2 separate regions of the Homo sapiens genome follow, and region 1 is linked to region 2. The links are chromatin loops, found by intact Hi-C in ENCODE. Cell type or tissue: A673. All regions are shown on one strand. Links, peaks and the distances in the headings refer to the core of each region. The heading gives the core; the rest is flanking DNA.

Region 1 (8,000 bases), core at 1-8,000, 140 kb before region 2:
TTATATACCAAGGTTTTCATGGTAAGGAGAAACATTTACGTTACAGAGAAAAGGGGAAAAATTTAAAGCCCCTAAAAACATAAAATCTTGTAAGATGTCCTAGCTCTCCACATCTGTTTGGCTCCTGGGCCAGAGTTTGGAAAACAGTTTGAGTCTGACAGACAAGCTGCCATCTTGATTTAGCTTCTAAGGGCAAGGAACCAGAATCCAGGGAAAGAAGTATTTGCATGGAAATCAGACTGTATGTAGCTCTCAAGTTGGAAGAACAAGAGTCCACAGTGCAGGAGTCTGGGCAGCAAGGGGTACCTAATCATATTTTAAAACCTCACATTTATATTAAACATTCCACAGAAAACAAGGTAAAGAAAATATGATGATACGTTACTCTGGATGTTGAGCTAATGGATAATCCTTCTCTTTTTACTTTTCTATACATTACAATTTTTCTCTAGTAAGAATTTCTTAGCCAGGCACGGTGGCTCACACCTGTAATCCCAGCACTTTGGGAGGCACAGGTGGGCGGATCACAAGGTCAGGAGATCAAGATCATCCTGGCTAACATGGTGAAACCCCATCTCTACTAAAAAAAAAAAAAAAATACAAAAAAATTAGCTGGGCATGGTGGCGGGCACCTGTAGTCCCAGCTACTCCAGAGGCTGAGGCAGGAGAATGGCGTGAACCCAGGAGGCGGAGCTTGCAGTGAGCTGAGATCGCGCCACTGCACTCCAGCCTGGGCGACAAAGCAAGACTCTGTCTCAAAAAAAAAAAAGGAAGAATTTCTTTTTTTTTTTGAGACGGAGTTTTGCTCTTGTTGCCCAGGCTGGAGTGCAATGGTACAATCTCGGCTCACCGCAACCTCCGCCTCCCGGGTTCAAGTGATTCTCCTGCCTCAGCCTCCCGAGTAGCTGGGATTACAGGCACGTGCCACCACGCCCGGCTAATTTTTTGTATTTGTAGTAGAGACAGGGTTTCACCATATTGGCCAGGCTGGTCTCGAACTCCTGACCTCATGATCCACCTGCCTCGGCCTCCCAAGTAGCTGGGATTACAGGCTTGAGCCACCACACCAGGCCTCTTATTATGTTTATGATCAGGAAAAGAAAAGAAGTAACAAGAAATAATTCCTCTTTATAGATCAAGTGTAGGTTTAAAATAATCAGAAACAAGCTTTAAAAAAGTATAAATGCAGCCAGGCACGGTGGCTCACGCTTGTAATCCCAGCACTTTGGGAGGCTGAGGCAGGCGGATCACGAGGTCACAAGTTTGAGACCAGTCTGGCCAACATAGTGAAATCCCATCTCTACTAAAAATATAAAAAATTAGCCAAGAATGGTGGTGTGTGCCTGTAATCCCAGCTACCTGGGAGGCTGAGGCAGGAGAATTGCATGAACCCAGGAGGCAGAGGTTGCTGTGAGCTGAGATTGCGCCATTGCACTCCCGCCCCAGGCAACAGTGCAAGACTGTATAAAAAAAAATGTATAAATGGGGTGGGTGCAGTGGCTCACACCTGTAATCCCAGCACTTTGGGAGACCAAGGCAGGTGGATCACCTGAGGTCAGGAGTTCGAGACCAGCCTGGCCAACGTGGTGCAACCCCATCTCTACTAAAAATACAAAAATTAGCTGGGCGTGGTGGTGGGCGCCTGTAATCCCAGCTACTCGGGGGAGGCTGAGGCAGGAAAATAGCTTGAACCCAGGAGGCAGAGGTAGCAGTGAGCCGAGATTGTGCCACTGCATTCCAGCCTGGGCAACAGAGCGAGACTCAATCTCAAAAAAGAAGTATAAATGTCTCTTATTTTGTAATAACCCGCTTGTCTGGAGCACTGCTGTCTACTCGCCACTTGCCCAGCTTCCCACCTGCAGATGTTGTCAATAGCGATGTCTCGGAGCTGCTCGTACATGGAGGGCTGGCTCTTCTTACCCGACATGACGTTCAGGGTTGACTCGGAATGCTCATTGGTCACACTGATTTTTATATCATTGCCAGCAACTGAAAGTAAAAAATTCAAATATATACCTAGTTAGGCCTATCATTTTCCATCACCTTCTTTGTAATTCAAAAACCAAGATAATATGCTGATCATTTATAAAAGCAAAATGATCACTCTAAAAACATCTGACCAAATATTTCAGAAAGAGAAGAGTCTAAGAGCAACAGGAAATAATATGTTTAAATCAAAAGGAAGAATATTCAAGTTAGAAAGTGATAAATACAGAAAACTACCAATTTCTCAATCAACTGTTCAAAAGTACTGATGACCAACCACCAAAGGCAGCTCTGAGGGCGACTGAGGCATGGCCCTGTGCTTGGAGTTACCTCACTAATATGTACAAAGCCTGGTGAGGGTTAGGGATGCTTGCGGGAGCAGGGGCCTTAGAGCCTGAGAGAACCCTCCCCACTACGGGGTTCAGGGAAGTCTTGTTTTTTGTTTGTTTTTGAGATAGGGTCTTGCTCTGTCACCCAGGCCGGAATGCAGTGGCGCTATCACAGCTCACTGCATCCTCAACCTCCTGGGCTCAAGCCATCCTACAACTTCAGCCTCCTGAGTAGCTAGGACTACAGGTGAGCGCCATCACGCCTGGCTAAATCTTTAAACTGCTCTGACTTTAAGTCTTCATCTGAAGGGGAAGATAAAAACAGCCACCTTCATGAGACTGTGGGTAAGAGGGTGATACTACATCAGAGACACTAGCACACAGCAGGTGTTTAATTAATTAATGTTAATTATTGTTTCATCATATGTGGAAACATCATAATCCATTCTCGCAGGGGTAGCAGGGACTGGGCCCCTGGCTAAGTGTTTGGGGCACACAGGATTTGCATTTCAGACTTCCACAGTGAAAGATGTCAAAAAGAAAACAGGACTTGAAGGGGCCTTTGGTGTAACAGGAATACAGGATGAGAGAAGGCCGGGGAAGAAAGGCCTGGAGCTTGGAGGGGACGCAAAGGGAAAGACAGAAGGAAAGGTGTGGCGAAGGAATGCACCCAGGTACAGTCATGAAACCTGTGTGAGGCTCACACACAGTCACAGAGCCCCTTTCTCAGGGCCTGAAGGGCACATAGTCTGTTATTACCTGTGTGGTACTGACTGTGGTACTTGTAGAGCTTCACCAGAACTGGGGACGGGATGACCAGGAAGTCTCGCAAGGACGGTGTCACAGAGTGCACCACCACCGGGAACCTCTCGCACAGGCGGCCCAAACCCTGCAACACACCATCAACCTGTCACATGGCCTGTGGTATGGGACCATCTGAGTAGGCCCTGAGCAGGGAGGTGCTCAACCCTTCAGTACCCAAGTCTGACCCAAAACTTCGAAGGTCAAAGCTCCCACAGGCCACCTGCCCAGGACATAAAAAGATGGAAGCGATGGTGCTGACTCTCCTCCACCTATAGGGGACATCAACTACTATTTTTTTGTTTTGTTTTTGAGACAGGGTCTCGCTGTCGCCCAGGCTGGAGTGCAGTGGCACGATCATGGCTTACTGCAGCCTTGACTTACTGGGCTTAAGCAATCCTCCCACCTCAGCCTCCTGAGTAGCTGGGACTGTAGGCACACACCATCATCCCTAACTAATTCTAATTTTTTAAATTTTTTGTGCAGACGGAGTCTCACTATGTTGCCCAGGTTGGGCTCAAGCGATCCTCCCACCTCTGCCTCCCAAAGTATCGGGATTACAGGAGTGAGCAACCGTACCTGGCCAGGGGATATAGATTGTTAAAGTGTGCTCATCTCTTTTGGAAGCATACTAAAGAAGAAAGGGACAAAATATAATTTTTAAACAATGGCAGGTGTGGAGTCAGTGGGATTGTGACAAGGTTAAGAGTCTCGGCAGAGCAGAGCTAGCACTGTGGGTGTCAGGAGACATCCCCTTGCGTGGCCCCATGGCACATGTCCACAGTCCTTCCCCCACAGGCCTTGGGAATGGCCCCCAGCCTCACAACAACGGAGAACTGAAGCCAGCTGCACCCATATGCCACTGACAGAAAGCCCTGGCATCCTGCAGGGGGCAGCCCACACTCAGTGATGAACTGTGCACAGCACGCACTGGTTAAAGCTCCTAAAGACAGAACCGGCAGGGTCTCCGCTGCTGGTGTGCCCACCACAGCCTGAACAGCAACAGCGTGACAAGAGGGAGGCCCTACAGGTGGGATCTGAGCCTCTCTGGGTTCAGGGAGACTGACCTGCAGACAGCAGATCAGCAGGGGCAAGTGAGCAATAATGACTTTGCTGGACGTCTTGGACTGCAGCTTCTCAGATAGCTTGATGCAAAGGTTTTCTGCACCTTAATTCAAAACCAGAAGAGGAGATGAGTGATCAGCACAGGCCAGTCTTTCTAACACACTTATCCACCAAGTAAGCACAGAATTTAATAAAACCCCAGAGACATACTTTAGGCAGGGCTTATTCATACTGAGAGGTCACACAGTGTGTGACACTCTCTCTCTCTTCTCCGCTGGCCCTAAGCCCCCTTGTCCCCGCAGTGTTCATTCCACAGAAAACTTCCCATTCTACTCCTCCCCCAGAAAAACACTTCACCTGAAGGCACTGAGCTTCCATGTCACCACAGAAAAGCCTAAAGAACCAGCAAGATGCAGCAGAGAGCATACACAGGCCCTGAGGCCACGGGCATCCCCATCCTCCCAGGTCCAGTGCCCTCCATGCAGGACAGGACACCAGACGTGCAGAGCACAGCAGGGGCTAATGCTCCACTCTGCACGTGCCCAGGAGGCCTACTGCAACTGCCTGTGCTGGTAACAGAGCCAAGTGTTCTAGAAGTAGTTTGGGGAAACTTGTGGCAAGAAAGCCTCTGGGTCATGCCTGGAGCTCACATGAGAGGCAAGGCAGTCTGTCTCACCCTGCTCGTCCTTCACAGCCCACACCATGAGGTCCACACAGGCAGCATTCGCCTGACAGCGCAGTTTGAGGGGGCTCAGCTCATTGTGGATCCGGTCTGCGTCATGTAGAATCTTCTGGAGCTCCCCCTGGCTCGTGTTGAACTGCTCCAGCACAAAATCATGGATCTCCTTCACAAAAGAGGTCGGGAGGTCTGTAGGAAAGAGTGTGGCATCACAGCTGGGAACAAAACTACAGTAGAACACAGGCAGTGCTAGCAGCGGCTACAGTCTTCCCCTTTTAACAAAAACCCCAGAAAAGTAGCATTTGCTACTGGCCACTGTGGGTCCTAGAATGCCCACTGGAAAGAAGTTGGATAGGAATTGCACAGCTGTCCTCCACGTGCACACAACCTGGCAATCAGAGGAAATGATCATTTCCCAGGGATGTTACAGCCATGCTTTGTTTTAAGCAGTCAACGTACTAAAACCTGAATACATGAAACATATAAATTGGGAAGTATCGTTGCTGGAACTACTTCCACTGACAATATGAGATACTTCTGTGATTTTTTTTTCTTTTAAGAAAGAGGTTGTCAGGGCCAGGCGCGGTGGCTCACGCCTGTAATCTCAGCAACTTGGGAGGCCGAGGCGGGCAGATCATGAGGTCAGGAGATCGAGACCATCCTGGCTAACACGGTGAAACCCCATCTCTAATAAAAATACAAAAAATTAGCCGGGCGTGGTGGTGGGCGCCTGTAGTCCCAGCTACTCGGGAGGCTGAGGCAGGAGAATGGCGTCAACCCGGGAGGCGGAGCTTGCAGTGAGCCAAGATCGTGCCACTGCATTCCAGCGTGGGCGACAGAGCGAGACTCCCATCTCAAAAAAAAAAAAAAAAAGAAAGAAAAAGGTTGTCAGATAAGGGCAAAAACTGGTTGCAGCCTTGAGAAGAGAATTATCTGGATCTTCAGAGCACTCACCCTGAGTTTGAGAGACTTTTCAAACTCTCATCCCCAGGGCCTGGAAAATTCAGGAGAACCACCATGATGCACGCACAAGTCAGCCCAGCCAAGGCAGCCAGCAACACACAGCAGGGGTGGTGGGGAGGGCAGGGGTAATCCCTGATGCCCCTTCTTAGGGAGTTTCAACCCTTGCCGTGGCCCAGATGACTCAGCTTCTGAGGAATGTTCAGAATCAGATTAGGAAAGTGGTTACTAAATTTTGGTATACCTTCCTGACAAAATATTATGTGCTCATCAAAACTTAAGCTTACGAAGAACACTCAACAGTGTGAGGGGAGAGCATAGGAAAAACATTTTGTAAAATGCATAAAAGATTGTTTCCTCACTTCTGGGAAAAACAAAATTCATGAAAGAGGGACTAGAAGAAAATGCTAAATTGTTGTGTGTGCATGTTAACTATTAAGCTATTGTCTCAGGTTGGGTGCAGTGGCTAACACCTGTAATCCCAGCACTTTGGGAGGCCAAGGTGGGTGGATCATTTGAGGCCAGGAGTTCAAGACCAGCCTGGCCAACATGGTAAAACCCCATCTCTACTAAAAATACAAAAATTAGGCAGACGTGGTGGCACATGCCTGTAATCCCAGCTACTTGGGAGGCTGAGGCACGAGAGAATTGCTTGAGCCTGGGAGGCAGAAGTTGCAGTGACCCCAGATCATGCCAATGCACTCCAGCCTGGGCGACAGGGAAAGACTCTGTCTGAAAAAAAAAGCTAGTACCTCTACATTAACAGATTACATGTATTACAAGTACTTCATTTTCTTTTTTTTAATGTTTTTGAGATGGAGTCTTACTCTGTCACATAGGCTGGAGTGCAGTGGCACGATCTGGGCTCACTGCAACCTCCGCCTCCCAAGTTCAAGCGATTCTCCTGCCTCAGCCTCCTGTGTAGCTGGGATTACAGGTGCATGCCACTGCGCCTGGCTAATTTCTTTTGTATTTTTAGTAGAGACAGGGTTTCACCCTGTTTGGCAAGGCTGGTCTCGAACTCCTGACCTTAAGTGATCAGCCCACCTTGTCCTCCCAAAGTGCTGGGATTATACGCATAAGCCACTGTGCCTGGCCTCTTTTTTAATTTTTTAAACTATCTAAATGGATATGTAAAACTGTATCTGTCCTTAGGACAATATAACATGCACATTTTAGATAAACACCTTAGGAAATAAACTCAGCAAAGGAGCCATCATCGATGGTACCGGGGTTGCAGGATCATGGACAGATTTTTTAAATTTGCTTTTTTCCCAAAATTTCAGTAACATGACCACTTTGCTCATATGTGTTTTTCAGTGGCCCCAGCAGAAAGTGAGTACCAGTCTGCAACCACTAGCATGCGACAGTGGCCTGGGAGCCAGTCTTGCTGTACTCACAAACACATGGGCAAACTGTCCTCACCCTTCATGTAGTACAGAGTGTCACGCAGCATCTTGAACATGGTCAGGTAGAGAGGGTCACTGAAGGAAGTGTAGTAGAGATCAGCACTGGGGTTGGCCTGCAGGGAAGGCAGACACACATGACTATAGAACAGAAATGCCCTTCTGCCCACCCTTTGCCTTCACAGCAAGGCCCAGCGGAATGGTGATTCGTGACTTAGCATTCTAAATGAAGCAACTGTTTATCATGACTCATCACTTGGACACTCTACTGTCTTCATCCTCTTAAGCATCAGACCAAGGAAAACAGGAGGCTCATGCAGTCCAGAGATGCCTGCGGGGGAGCAGCCATCTGCACCCTAGTAGGAAGAACCTCCTTGCTGTGGCTGAAGCTCACCATCTTTGGCCATCATTGGCCCAGACAGGGACATGGGAAGTGGTGAAGGAGGAAGACTGACAAAGGCCACCAGAGTAAGGGATCCACACTGTCCATCATCCCAAGGATACAAATTACAGCCAGGACACCTTCAGATACAACTTATGTTTTGTAATTAAAACTCATTTTAAATTATTCTTTAGGAATCTATTTGAAATGTAGCACTATTCTTCTTCTGAAAAAAAAAAAAAAATTCACACAAGGTCTAATGAGTTAAGAAAGATAATAGTCCAGCCCGGGTGTGGTGGCTCACGCCTGTAATCCCAGCATTTGGGGAGGCCAAGGAGGGTGGATCACCTGAGGTCGGGAGTTTGAGACCAGCCTGACCAACATGGAGAAAC
Region 2 (9,564 bases), core at 602-8,601:
AATTGCTTGAACCAGGTAATTAGAGGTTGCAGTGAGCCGAGATCATGACACTGCATTTAAGCCTGGGCAATAGGGTGAGACCCTATCTCAAAAAAAGGGGGGAGAATGTTGAGAGAGAGCCTAAGTGCATTTCAGAAGGATGAAGTAAGGGACCCTCTTGCTTCAAAAAAACCAAATCCTGACTCACCAAACAGCCTGCCCACAGATAAAAGTTAGCTAGAATTGGTTTCATGGGTATTTTTCCATAGGTTGTCCTCAGTGTTTTTTTGTTTTTGTTTTTGTTTTGTTTTGTTTTGAGACGGAGTTTCGCTCTTGTTGCCCAGGCTGGAGTGCAATGGCACGATCTCGGTTCACTGCAACCTCCGCCTCCTGGATTCAAGCCATTCTCCTGCCTCAGCCTCCGGAGTAGCTGGGATTACAGGCATGTGCCACCATGCCCGGCTAATTTTTTTGTATTTTTAATAGAGACGGGGTTTCTCCATGTTGGTGAGGCTGGTCTCGAACTGCTGACTTCAGGTGATCTGCCCACCTCGGCCTCCCAAAGTGCTGGGATTACAGGCGTGAGCTACCATGCCTGGCCCTCAAGTTTTTCTTTGGACCAGTAGTAGTATCTGAATGAACTGCACCTGAAGGTTTGTTTCAATGTTTGATTTTTTGCCTCCCTTTCATGTTGGCTATAAGGAAAAGGAGCATTTGAGGCTGTGGTGGGGGTCAGGGACTGAGAGGCTCCAGGTCTCAGGAGGCTGCCTCCACAGATAGGAGTGCTGGCTGAGCAGGCCTTCCAGCTTTCTTTCCTTTTTTTTTTTTCGAGATGGAGTCTCATTTGTTGCCCAAGCTGGAGTGCAGTTGATAGAATCTCAGCTCACTGCAACCTCTGCCTCCTGGGCTCAAGCGATTCTTCTGCTTCAGCCTCTCAAGTAGCTGGGATTACAGGTGCCCGCCACCATACCCAACTGTTTTTAGTAGAGACCGGGTTTCACTATGTTGGCCAGGCTGGTCTTGAACTCCTAGCCTCTGATCATCTGCCCGCCTCAGCCTCCCAAAGTGCTCGGATTACAGGCGTGAGCCGCTGCACCTGGCCAGGCCTTCCAGCTTTCTCACCCACACACAGACCTGCCTAGGCACAGGTGCATGCCTCTGGCCTGGTCTATGCCTCAGCACCTTGGTGCTCTGGGCTGTTAATACCCTGTAGCATGCATTGTGTTTTCAGCCTTTTGAGGCATTTTCACGTCCATCATAGCATAGGATTGGGGAGCTAGGAGTCAGAGTGGGTGTGACTCGTGTGTGTTTGGCAGCTGCTCGTTGAGAACCTTGAAAGTCGAGGCTCCCAGTCAGAATTTTAGGTACCTGCCTGTTGACCTCTGGCTCTAGGATGTGTGTTTTAGAAACCTGTATCTAGTGTGCGTGCGTGTGTGCTCACTGGAGCGAGTACTAGGAGGTTGTAGGGAGGAATACCAGGTATTACAGAAGGGATCACTTAGAGCTTGGTGAGTGGGTGGATAAGTAGGTGCCTGAGAGAGGTCAGGAGTAGGAGGAAGGAAGCCTGGTTAATGATTGTGTATTTTAAGATAACCTACATACTTGGCCATACATAGTTCCTAGTCTCTCTGGCCCCAGAGAGAGGTTCTCCACACCTGAGCCTCATGACACTAACCCAGCCAGCTGAGCTTCAGCCAAGGGTTTGTTTGGTGCTTGACTGAGAGAGAATGTAAATGGGACCTGAGAAATAGACCTTTACCAAATTCCATTTAGTGGTATTTTGCTTTCTGAATATTTAAATGAAACTTTAGGTTATAGCATAAGTAAATTTTTTTTTTTTTCGAGACTGAGTCTCTGTCACTCAGGCTGGAGTGCAGTGGCATGATCTCCGCTCGCTGCAACCTCCACCTCACGGGTTTAAGCGATTCTCATGCCTCAGCCTCCTGAGTAGCTGGGGTAAATGTTTTTATGATTGTTATCTTCTAAAACTATTATTAGGATAGTGGTGCCTGTCTGATCTTGTTAAAAACAACTCTTGGGACTTTTGCAATTAGGTTACTAGGAAAAGTATTAAAATTAAAATGAGAAACAGACAAGTAGGACAAAATGTGCTGATAATTGAAGCTTCGTTATTCCCCTAGATAGTATTACAGAGAATGATGATGGCTTAGGTGACTTTATTCCTTAAATTATTTTACAATTTTTTTTAATCTTGATTTTCAAAAGAGGATTCCTGTAAGTAAAGAGATATTTTAAAACCAGTTTGTGTTTAGCTATTTTCTTTTCTTGCTGACTTTTCTGCAAGGAAAGAGTTGATCCTGAGATTTGATTTGAAGGGGAATACTTGGTATCTGTAAGGTGAGTAGAGCTTGTGTGATGAGACTAACGTCACTGAATAGCTGTAGACAGGTGAGCATGCTGGGCAAAGGGCAAAAGTGGCAAAAGACAGCCAGGGCAGTGGGCTGTTGCCATATCACGAAGGGCTGAGCTGAGGAGATTAACAATTTTCTTGCATTGCCTTCATTTGAGTCATGAAACAGCCAGTTTCTCACAACTGACAAGGTCAGGTTTACAGGCAATTTCTTTTTATATATTAATTTTTAAATTTAGAGCAAATGCTTGACTGTCATGTAATAATATCATTCTCATTCATTTGCATTCCAGTATGCTTTTCTGACTAAAACGGAAGAAATAGCAACTTTAGAATTGTACTTAACCCTGGGTACACACACCCATGACTATTTGTATGAAAATTTGTATTTAAGTGTCTAAATGCAGCCTCACCTGTGCTTTTCCCCCATGGTGTGGCATAAGAAAACAATTGGTGACACAAGCTGGGGATCTGTGGGAATTGAAGTCAGTGAAACAGATCGTGTGGAGGAAAAATAGTTTCCCAGGCTTACAAGTGAGACTTAAAGTGATTTGGGATGGAATTGGTATAAATCAAGCAGAAAGGTTGTATTGATACCTTAGGTCATTTAGTTCAATCATTTTCCCTGTGCTTTTAGCCCTCTTCAGAGTCTAACTCCATGGCCCTCCAGTCTCAACTTGGACACCTCCAAAAAAACATTCACTTCAACAAAAGTTTATTGAGTGCCTATTATGTGACAGGCTAGGAACTTGGGATACAGTAGTGAACAAAACAAAGATGTATTTCCTGTGGCACATCTGGAACATAAGTTGCTTTTTTTTTTTTTTTTTTTTTTTTTGAGACAGAGTCTTGCTCTGTCTCCCAGGCTGGAGTGCAGTGGCGCCATCTTGGCTCACTGCAAGCTCCGCCTCCCGGGTTCACGCCATTCTCCTGCCTCAGCCTCCGGAGTAGCTGGGACTACAGGCACCTGCCACCACGCCCGGCTAATTTTTTTTTTTGTATTTTTTAGTAGAGACGGGGCTTCACCGTGTTAGCCAGGATGGTCTCCATCTCCTGACCTCGTGATCCACCTGCCTAGGCCTCCCAAAATGCTGGGATTACAGGCGTGAGCCACCGCGCCTGGCCCATAACAGTTTCATGAGGTGGTCTGTCTCATGTTGTATGGCTGTGGTAGCTGACAAGTCTTGTGTTCTGGCTCTCCACCAGGGAGAAAGAAGCCACAGCCAAGTCCCCTTCTTGTGTTTGCCTAGCCCAGTGTGTGGACTTAAAAGTGCATGGCCCCATAGTTGTCCCTCTTGAGTTTTGTAGTTTTGTTGTTGGTTTGGTTTTTATTGGTCTTGTCATATGATCTGCGTACATCTCTGAATCCTTTTTTTTTTTTTTTTGAGTTGAAGTCTCGCTCTTGTCGCCCAGGCTGGAGTGCAATGGCGTGATCTCGGCTCACTGCACCCTCTACCTCCCAGGTTCAAGTGATTCTCCTGCCTCAGCCTCCTGAGTAGCTGGGATTACAGGCACCTGCCAACCGCGCCTGGCTAATTTTTTTATTTTTAGTAGAGAAAGGGTTTCACCATGTTGGCCAGGCTGGTCTCAAACTCCTAACCTCAGGCAATCCGCCCGCCTCAGCCTCCCAAAGTGCTGGGATTATAGGCATGAGCCACCACGCCCAGCCTCTGAATCTTTTAAAATCCTGGTTATGTCATCTAGCATATTCATTACCCTCCAGTTTCCTAACTGCAGGTTTTGTAAAAGCACCAACAGATCTTTGTACTAAAGTCCTTCTATGCAGCCTCTCCAGATCTGCCTCTTATATCTATAAAAAGACAGTGAGGTTGATCTGGCGTGACTTGTTCTTGGTGGGCTCATGCTGCTTCCAGATGCTCCACTTCCCATTCTAAATTCTCACAAACCATCTGTTAGCTAATCGCATCCAGAATTTTGTCTGGGTTTCATTTCAAGCTCACTGTTTTACATTTTATGGAATTTGCCATCTTTTGACAAAAAACAAGAGACTTGACCCTTCCTAAGTCTTCCAGTGTCCTGTGATGTAATTTCTCTATGACAGGAGACTAGTCTTGGACTCTTACTGCTGTTTGCCAGTGTGTTTGGTCAGCTCTTAAGAACACCCTTTCCTCATCTTTGGTGCTCCTTTTTTTTTTTTTTTTTTTTGGCATTTTTTTTCTTAGTGATACTCAGCGTTCTTTGAGGTCACCAGCATCCTCAACATTCTTGCTCTTCATTCCCATAATTGCTCTGTGTCATCTGTGATTGCGTTTTTATAATTTCTTCTTGGATTGTCTTTGCCCCATTTCAAAACCTGTAGTAATTTGGATTACATCTGGTCTCTGTGTCTTTTGAATTGGCCTTCCCAAGGGCCCATGGTACAACTTCCTTTACTGACTGACCTGGAATTATCAGATTCCCACTTTACCAATTGGTTTTGCTTCATTGCTTAGAATTAAATTTGTATTAGCATTTTCTTCATTGCTGCATCTGCTTGCTGAGGTGAAGTAATCTGCAAAGTAAGTTTAGGTTTCATTAATACTGATTGGACTTTGTATTGGACTCATGATGAATCCCTAAGAGATCATCATGAGTTCCTCCTGCTGGGTGGCCTGCAGTGCTCTTGGGGCTGTATGTGTTCATCATGAAGCATCTGACTCAGCCCTGGGGGTCCATGTGGCAAGCTTACAGGCTCCCAGTGTAATGGGGCTTCTGTCCCTCACCTCACGTCACATTCTAGCAACGTGAAGCCTTCTTACCAAGGCTTCCCAGAAAGGCCCACAAGTTAGCATTCACCTTAAGCAAGAATCTCAGGTGTGTCCTTCCCATGCCGTGGTGGTGTGTGGATGTCTGGTGCCCGAGGAATCATTTCCACTTGCCTCCTTGGACCTTTCATCAGGACTGACCAGGATCCTCCTCCACCCTTCTGTCTTTGACATTGTGTCAGTTGTCCTTCACAGCATCTCAGCTTTATTTCTTTAGTACCAAAAGTGCTTTTTTTCCTTGACTATAATACCATGCAAATGTAGGAATCTTTAGAAAGTCCTTTAGAATATTCTCGTATTTAAAAATATATACATATGTGTGTTTGTGTATGTGTATATATATATATATTTTATGTGTGTGTGTGTGTGTGTGTGTGTGTGTGTGTGTGTGTGTATATATATATTTTTTTTTTTTTTTTTTTTTTTTGAGATAGAGTCTTGCTCTGTCACCCAGGCTGGAGTGCAGTGGCATGATATCAGCTCACTGCAACCTCTGCCTCCCGGGTTCAAGCAGTTCTCTGCCTCAGCCTCCCGAGTAGCTGGGATTACAGGTGCCCGCCACCAGGCCGGGCTAGTTTTTGTATTTCTAGTAGAGATGGGGTTTCACCACCTTGGCTAGGCTGCTCTTGAACTCCTGACAACGTGAGCCACTGCACCCGGCCCAGAAAAAAATATTTTTAAAAGGTTTTTGTTCCTCTTTCCTAATGTGTAAATTAAGTCAGAATGCCATGGAATTGGGGCCCTGGTGTGGTTCAGGCAGGGCCTGTCCCATCCTGGTCATTAGGCTGACCTCTGTTTTCTGTGATAGCTGTTCTCTGGTGATAGCTGTTGAGTAAGAAGAACCATCAGCTAGGGGTTCACAGAGAGAAGTTTATTCTCATGACTGCTCCCACACTAAGAGCTTGAGGTTTATATAGTTTGCCAACTATCTACCTTCTGTCTATGAATTTACCTATTCTACCTACCTGATATAAGTAAAATGATACAATATTTGTCCTTTGGGTCTGAATTATTTCATTGGGTACAATGTTTTCAGAGTTCATCCAGATTGTAGCATATATCAAAACTTCATTTCTTGTCCCAGCATGGGGTGACTCACACCTGTAATCCCAGTGCTTTGAAAGGCCAAGGTGGGAAGATCACTTGAGGCAAGGAGTTTGAGACCAGCCTGGGCAACATAGTGAGACTCCATCTGTACAGGAAATTATGATAAAGACTTCATTCCTTTAGGGCTGAATAATATTCCATTGTTATGTATATATCACGTTTTGTTAATCCATTTATCTCTTGATGGATACTTGAGTTGTTTTCGTTATTTTGGCTATGGTGAATAATGCTGCAGTGGACATTGACACACAAATGTTTGAGTCCTTGCTTTCAGTTATTTTGGTTATATATCTCAGAGTGGATTTCTGGGTCAAATGGGTAATTCTGTGTTTAGCTTTTTTTTTTTGAAACGGAGTTTTGCTCTGTTGCCCAGGCTGGAGTGCAGTGGCACCATCTCGGCTCACTGCAACCTCCATCTCCTGGGTTCAAGCGATTTCTCCTGCCTCAGCCTCCTGAGTAGCTGGGATTATAGGCACGTGCCACCACACCTGGCTAATTTTTGTATTTTTTAGTAGAGACAGGGTTTTGCCATGTTAGCCAGGCTTTGAACTCCTGACCTCAACTGATCGCTCACCTCAGCCTCCCAAAGTGCTGGGATTATAGGCATGAGCCTCCTATGTTTAGCTTTTTGAGGAACTGTCAAACTATTTTCCATAGCAGCTGTACCATATTCCATTCCAACCAGCAGTATATAAGGGCTCCCTTCTTCACCGCCAAAAAAAAATTCTTCCACATCCTCATCAACACTTGTTATTTTCCATATTTTTTATTATAGCCATCCTAGTAGGTGTGAAGTGGTATGTCATTGTGGTTTTGATTTGCATGTTCCTAGTGACTGATGTTGAGCATCTTTTCATATTGGCTTTTGGCAAATCTTTGGATAAATATTTTCAAGTTCTTTGCCCATTTTTTAATTGGGTTATTTGAGCGTTTTTGTTTTTTATTTTGTTTTATATTTTTTGAGACAGAGTCTCACTCTGTCGCCCTGGCTGGAGTACAATGGCACTCACGATCTCGACTCACTGCAACTTCTGCCTTCCAGATTCAAGCAATTCTCCTGCCTCAGCCTCCCAAATAGCCAGGATTACAGGCACTCACCACCATACCCCGCTAATTTTTTGTATTTTTAGTAGAGATGGGGTTTTACCATGTTGGCCAGGCTCTTCTGGACTCCTAAAGTGAGGTGATCCACCTGCCTTGGCCTCCCAAAGTGCCAGGATTACAGGCGTGCGCCACCATGCCTGACCTTAGTTATTGTATTTAGGCTGTTGATCCATTTTAAATGACTTTTTGTGTATAGTGTGAGGTAAGGTTTCAGAGTCTTTCTTTTGCATGTGGAAATTGGTGCAGTTGTCCCAGCAAGGTTATTCTTTCCCTGTTGAATAGACTTGGCACCCTAGTCAAAAATCAGTTGGCCAAGCTGGGTGTGGTGGTGCACACCTGTAATCCCAGGTACCCTGGAGACTGAGGTGAGAAGATTGCTTGAGCCTAGGAGTTGAAGATCAGCCTGGGCTACATAGTGAGACTCCCACGTGTTAAAAAAAAATCACTTGATCATAAATGTGTGGGTTTATTTTTGACCTCTGAGTTCTATTCCATTGTTCTATATGTCTCTCCATATGCCAGCACCACACTGTTGATTACTATAGCTTTTTGTAGTAATTTTGAAGTCAAGGAAGTGTAAGTCCTCTAACTTTGATGCTTTTCAAGGTTGTTTTGGCTATTCAGGTTCCTCGCAATTCTATATGAATTTGAGGATTGGTTTTCCCATTGCTGCAAAAAAAAAGGCTGTTAGAATTTTGATAGGGATTGTGTTGTATTTGTAGATCACTTTGGGTAGTATTAGCTTTTTTTTTTTTTTTTTTTTTAATTTCTTTTATGAGGCAGGGTCTCACTATGTTGCCCAGACTGGTCTCAAACTCCTGGGCTCAAGTGATCCTCCTGTCTCAGCCTCCCAAAGTGCTGGCATTACAGGTGTGAGCCACTGCACCTAGCCAATATTAATATCTTAATCATAAGTCTTTCCATCCATTAACACAAATGTTTTTGCATTTATTTAGGTCTTTAATAATTTTTGGTATGCAAGTGTTTCACCATGGTTAAATTATTCTCGTTTTGTTTTGTTTTGTTTAGACAGAGTCTTGGCTTTGTCACCAGGCTGGAGTGCAGTGGTGCAATCTCGGCTCACTGCAACCTCCACCTCCCTGGTTCAAGCGATTCTCCTGCCTCAGCCTCCCAAGTAGCTGGGACTACAGACATGCGCCACCATGCCCAGCTAATTTTTGTATTTTTAGTAGAGATGGGGTTTCACTATGTTGGCCAGGATGGTCTCGATCTCTTGACCTCGTGATCCACCTGCCTCGGCCTCCCAAAGTGCTGGGATTACAGGCATGAGCCACCGCACAGCCTATTCTTGGATATTTTTATTTTAGATGCTATTGTAAATGGAATCACTTTTTTTTTTTTCTTCTTGGAGACAGAGCCTCACTCCCGCTCCATTGCCCAGGCTAGAGTGCAGTGGCACAATTCTTGTGCCTCAGCCTCCTGAGTAGCTGGGACTACAGGTGCCTGCCACCACGCCCAGCTAACTTTTTTTTGTATTTTAGTAGAATTGGGGTTTTACCATGTTGCCCAGCATGATCTTGGCGCCTCCCAAAGTGCTAGGATTCAGGCATGAGCTACCGTGCCCTGCCTGGAATTACTTTCTTTCTTTTTTTTTGGGATGGAGTTTCGCTCTATCACCCGGGCTGGAGTGCAGTGGTGTGATCTTGGCTCACTGCAAGCGCCACCTCCCGGGTGCACGCCATTCTCCTGACTCAGCCTCCCAAGTAGCTGGGACTACAGGCGCCTCCTACCACGCCCGGCTAATTTTTTGTATTTTTAGTAGAGACGGGGTTTCACGGTATTAGCCAGGATGGTCTCGATCTCCTGACCTCCTGATCTGCCTGCCTCGGCCTCCCAAAGTGCTGGGATTACAGGCATGAGCCACCGCACCCGGCTTGGAATTACTTTCTTAATTATTCATTACCAATATATAAGACGCAACTGATATCTATGTGTTGATCTCGTACCCTGCGACTTTGCTGAATTTGTATCTTTTCTTATATATATGATCGTGTCTTGACTTCCTCTTTTCCAAAAGCCCACATACTCTTGTACCACAGCATACTGGCCTGTGATACCTTTAGCCCCGCCCCCTACCTTTCCCAAATAAAATCTCTGTGTTAACCAGTAAACAGCCCTCTTGAATCAAGTTACTACTCTGAAGGATAGTGGTAATTTTAAGAAAGAGACCAAGTCTTCAGTATTAAAACCCTATTAGATAGCATTCAGTTGTGGGTT

Evidence for each region. Hi-C counts contacts between places; a loop is a spot of excess contacts. Peaks named below come from ENCODE experiments on the same cell type or tissue, not always from the same donor. Only the 100,000 strongest peaks of a DNase experiment are listed, where the experiment ranks them.
Region 1: it touches region 2 in a loop (2.6-fold over the local background); 2 of 110 quality-filtered maps call a loop at or near these places.

What each region holds. Positions count from the first base shown.
Region 1 is chr22:20,800,117-20,808,116 of GRCh38, forward strand. It overlaps PI4KA (phosphatidylinositol 4-kinase alpha), which reads right to left. Exons shown (of 55, transcript NM_058004.4): 10 at 7,246-7,342; 11 at 4,858-5,049; 12 at 4,184-4,284; 13 at 3,075-3,204; 14 at 1,857-1,989. Among named protein-coding and RNA genes, the nearest start is that of SERPIND1, 30 kb to the left of the region's middle. In A673, for the core only: a CTCF peak has its summit at 4,003 (motif pointing right); DNase peaks (open chromatin) are centred at 4,015 and 5,965.
Region 2 is chr22:20,936,071-20,945,634 of GRCh38, forward strand. The region is part of intron 2 of CRKL (CRK like proto-oncogene, adaptor protein); the gene reads left to right. Among named protein-coding and RNA genes, the nearest start is that of LINC01637, 16 kb to the right of the region's middle. In A673, for the core only: no CTCF peak of the experiment used is centred there; a DNase peak (open chromatin) is centred at 4,151.